2 separate regions of the Homo sapiens genome follow, and region 1 is linked to region 2. A link is an interaction called in ENCODE POLR2A ChIA-PET data of the cell type or tissue named here. Cell type or tissue: OCI-LY7. All regions are shown on one strand.

Region 1 (2,500 bases), 120 kb after region 2:
GGCTTAGAAACTAAATAGCCAACTAAATCTGGTAAAATTATTTATCACTTAAGATAAATATGTTTAAGGAATAACCCGTGAGGCGTTCCAGTTGAATAAGATGCATGTGTGTTTCAGTGCATGGGTTTTTGTGACTTCTTTAACTCTCAGTGACCTTTTTGCATCTTTCATGGTTCTCAGCCCTGTTCGTAATAGGTAAGGCAGCTCCATAGTTGAGTTCTGGAAATCTGGGGTGCTATACTTTGATCATCCAGAGAACAGCATAATCCCTTTTTTTTTTTTTTTTTTTTTTTTTTTTTGAGACGGAGTCTCGCCCTATCACCAGACTGGACTGCAGTGGTGATAGGGTATGGTACTCAGCTCACTACAACCTCTGCCTCCCGGGTTCAATCAATTCTCCTGCCTCAGCCTTCTGAGTAGCTGGGACTGCAGGTGCATGCCACTATGCCCAGCTAATTTTTGTATTTTTAATAGAGATAGGGTTTCACCATGTTGGCCAGGATGGCCTCGATCTGACCTCGTGATCCGCCCGCCTCGGTCTCCCAAAGTGCTGGGATTACAGATGTGAGCCACTGTGCCCGGCTGCATAATACCTTTTCCTTTTGGCCCCCCAAAATTTCCTGGCACGTAACATATTGTGAATGAGTGATAACTTAAATACGTTCAATAATAACAATTTATCTTTGGTAATACTGAGTGTGCTTATATACACAGCACCTACTCTTTCTAGAAAACCTCCTCCCTTGGTGCTTTTTATACGGACCCCCTTTTGTTTATTTACTTCTCCCAGTCCTCAAACATGCATGTATTCAAACACATACACCCTCTCCTTCCCCAGTGTCCTCCGTTTTCTCCTTTTATCATTAGGTTTCCTTTTTGGCCATGTGGAAGTGAAGAGAATTCCTATGATGTCATCCCTTCACACGCCACTTGTGGAACTCCTCAGTGGTTCCTCTTTGATAGGATGTAAGTGCTGCAGGCAGAGAGAGGTTGCCATTCCTCTCTCCAAGTCCCAGAGCAGATGGTACTTGGGCTTGGCAATCTGTGCTGCTTCAGCTGCAGAAGTACTTTTGACCTGTATTTTCTGCAGCCCTTTTCACTCTTGAAGACTTGGTTCATCTCCTTTCCCCATTTCACAGAATATTTTTATATGAGAATATAAAAACCATACCCTTACGATGTTATCTTTCAACAGGTTTAAAAATGTTATATTTGAAATCAGTCCAACAGAAGAAGTTGGAGACTTCGAAGTGAAAGCCAAATTCATGGGAGTTCAAATGGAGACTTTTATGTTACATTATCAGGTGGGTATGCACCAGCAGGAACCAAAAACTTTCTGGATGAGATTCTTGTCCAAGTAGGAGAAATAGATAAAGAGGAGACTCATCTGAGGAAAGCTGTCTACATTCAGCAGTGAGCTAGGCTCCACACTGCGGGGAAAGAAGCTGAGGGTTTCAGCATGTCTGGTTTGGTGTGTGCGCTCTGGAGAGCTTTTGCAGATGTCACTCTTCAGAAAACATTTAGCTGAAGCTTCCACTTAGTGCTGCCACTAAATCGAGCTGACACCTTGGACTTGAACAAAATGCAGAAGTACACATGCTGACACTGCAGAATTCTAAGCCCACTCAGTAGCTTGAAATCTTTTTGTCATTTTGATTTGATATAGGTACTTAAAAGTTAGATACATTCTGACAAGGTGTGTGTAAAGTTTATGTTTGTAAACTGAATTCTATCTTAAATCCAAAAAGAACTCGGGAGTAATTCATTTTTGTAGCATAAAGATCCCTAAGTTTTATTTTGAAATATCTGATTTTTACACGTTAAAAAATAACAGGGCATCGAGAGGATTCCTAGGTGACATCCAGACTCCTTTAGCTTTGTGTGTGTGGCACCGGTTAGTCTGCTTCTCTCTCCTTTCTTGCACTGCTTCACACAGCCATGCCCTGCCAGCCCGGGCAGGTGCCTTCCTGTCAATGTACATTTGGGCTTCTGCTCATGCTGCCCTCCCTCCCCTCCCCTGCCTCCCAACCCCGCCCCTTTTGTTCCTCCATGGAGTACTTCCATGGGTGTGCCTCCCCCAGCCAAGCCATAATAGGTGGTTTCCCCTTCGCTTCTGTAGCCCTTGCAGACATCCTCTGTTTACAGTAGGTGTTGACTTACTTCCCCTCTCCCCGCTAAAGCCATAAACTCCTTAAGGACAGGTAGCATTTCTTAGTCATCTTCGTTTCCTTCTCAATGACCAGTAGACCATTAAAACATGTTAGCTAAACAAATGTGAAATGATTTTGTGATGCACACAGCTAACTAAAGTACTTCCACCAAAAAAAAAAAAAGAATAGGAACCTCTTATTCCCTCAGTTTCACCAAATTATTTTTTTAATTTAAAATTTTTTATTTACGTGGAGTTATCAGAACATATTTTTATTTTTAAATTTTTTAACCAAATCATGTTAGGCCAACCAGTCTGCCTGTGGTAATTTATTAATTTATGTACAAATTC
Region 2 (2,500 bases):
GAAGGAACAAACTCCGGACACACCATCTTTAAGAGCTGTAACGCTCACCGTGAAGGTCCGTGGTTTCATTCTTGAAGTCAGCGAGACCAAGCATCCACCAAAAGGAATAAATTCCAGACGCAGTATTTACAGCCCAGTGTCCACCCATTCCCCATGTAGCAACCCCTGGTACCTGAGGAAAAAGGTCACAGCCTCTGCCAATGGTGGGGCATCTTTCCGAAGAGGTTCCACTTGGACTTTTTGAAACATCATGTGGCTGTGCTGTTTGAGAAGCCTGGGGTGAAATTAACTATACAAGAATCAGGGCATGATCACACACGCACACACCTTTGCAATTTTTCTGGCTTTGTTTACACTGTTACTGCAACTTGTGCCCTTTCTCACCCTTTTCATAGGTCTTCCCTGCAAAGTCTTTTTTTTTTTTTTTTTTTGAGACGGAGTCTCGCTCTGTCGTTCAGGCTGGAGTGCAGTGGCGTGATCTCGGCTCACTGCAACCTCCGCCTCCTGGGTTCACGCCATTCTCCCGCCTCAGCCTCCCGAGTAGCTGGGACTACAGGCACCTGCTACCTGGCGCAGCTAATTTGTGTATTTTTAATAGAGACGGGTTTCACCGTGTTAACGAGGATGGTCTCCATCTCTTGACCTCATGATCTGCCCGCCTCAGCCTCCCAAAGTGTTAGGATTACAGGCCTGAGCCACCGCACCCGACCCATCAACTGTTCTCTTATCTGTGCTCCTAGATCTCTATCTTGATGTCTGAAAGCTTCTTGAGAGTGCTTTGTCAGGTCTATGTCCATCACATTCTTTGGTGGATGTGGCCTCACAAATCTTTCAACTCAGCCCTCTAGGTCCTCATGTGCATTAGTGGAGAATAGCGTTCACATATGTGGGCTTTGGGTCCAATGCAGTTTGAATACTGAGTATGTCACTAACTAGTTGTGTAATTTTTGGAACATTGTTAACCTTTCTGATTTCAGTTTCCTTATCCTTAAATTGAAAATTCTAGTAGTTCCTACCTCATAGGATTGTTGTGAAGGTCAAATGAGATCAAATACTTACAACTGGACCTAAGGGGCACTCATTATGAGTTAGCTGTTGTTACTAGTAACCCATTGTCATCCCTGTAGATGTTTCAGGGGTTTGCCGTGGGGAACCCTGCCATGCAGGCTTGTCTCAGGTTCTGACCCTGTGATGGGGTCTGGTGTTCCCTGCCTCGTTTACCGCTCTTTCCCCATACTTTGGTCTGACTCTCCAATGAGCTCATGATTCCTATGAGCGATTTCTGTCTCTTGATGAATCTTTAGATTTGTCCTTTGTCTTAGGCCTTGAGACTGCAGTAGAACCTTGTGGCCTATTCTAACCCCAGCCCGGAAACCAATGCCCCAACTCCATTCTGGGCTGACTTCCTGGCTTCCTCCCACAACTTCCGGGTCTCTGTTTTTATATATTGTTCCTAGACTAGGATATGGGTGTTCACAAATGTTTGTTGAAAGGTTTTCAGAGGCAATTAGGCATATTTAAGAAGTGAATGAACACCTGCTCATTGATATGCTGTCCATAAACTAGGACACGGTGTTGAATGATGATTTGACAGAGATTTTAGAATCAGAGAGATGGAAGCTTGATCCTAACTCTGAATCTTATGGCCTTAAGCAAAATATCTAACCTCTTTGTGCCTGTTTTCTCATTTGTAAAATGAGGATAATTATATTTCCTCATAGGGTTATTGTGAAGATTAAATGAGACAATATAAATAAAGCACCTAGCATTTTCTGGAACATGGTAAGCAGTTGGTAAATAGCTGCAACTACCAACAGGTAGTTCAAAACTTTTCCTCCATCTGAAAAACCAAGAGTTGAAGAAATGGCTGAAGTTGGAATATCTGGCAGGAGCTGTGCTTAAACACAAGATCCGGAATATCTGAATATCTTTAGGACAAGATGAAATAGGTTTCTCTCAAATGAGTTGGTTAAGGAGTTAAGCAGTGATAGGTAACACTTGAAGTTTCACAAAGATGAAAACTGGTACTTGACAGACAGCCACTTGATGGTATTCTGAAGTTTACTGACCCTTTGTTCTATTTCTAGAACAAGGTGTTCTATCTCTTTGCCCAAGGTGTTCAAAGTATAGAGAAACAAAGAAGATCAGTAATTACATAGACCAAATGGAGTATCGGATTTATTACGAACTACATCTGCTCAAAAGACTCATGAACTATATGGAGTTAGTCCTATCAGAGAGAAGCAGGGTATCCAGCTAGCTCATAGGCCTTTTTATACAAAAGTTTACCATTAGCATGTTTGGTAACATTACTTATAAGCCACCCCAACCCCCTCCCCACACACTCAAGTTTCCTTAAGTGTATGTATTAGTTTTCTATTGAAGTACAGGCAAGCTTGACTGGGTTCTTTGCTCAGAGTCTTACAAGGTCAAGATTAAAATATCCACTAGATTAAGGACTTATCTTGAGACTGTGAGGAGAATCTGCTTCCAAGCTCAT

What was found. ChIA-PET counts read pairs that join two places held together with the same protein. Peaks named below come from ENCODE experiments on the same cell type or tissue, not always from the same donor. Only the 100,000 strongest peaks of a DNase experiment are listed, where the experiment ranks them.
Region 1: POLR2A ChIA-PET joins it to region 2 with 5 read pairs; 13 of 35 experiments call an interaction of 5 or more read pairs at or near these places.

Annotation. Positions count from the first base shown.
Region 1 is chr15:90,496,037-90,498,536 of GRCh38, forward strand. It overlaps IQGAP1 (IQ motif containing GTPase activating protein 1), which reads left to right. Exons shown (of 38, transcript NM_003870.4): 37 at 1,196-1,304. Among named protein-coding and RNA genes, the nearest start is that of CRTC3, 33 kb to the right of the region's middle. In OCI-LY7, no CTCF peak of the experiment used is centred here; no DNase peak of the experiment used is centred here.
Region 2 is chr15:90,375,712-90,378,211 of GRCh38, forward strand. No RefSeq gene overlaps it. Among named protein-coding and RNA genes, the nearest start is that of IQGAP1, 11 kb to the right of the region's middle. In OCI-LY7, no CTCF peak of the experiment used is centred here; a DNase peak (open chromatin) is centred at 1,390.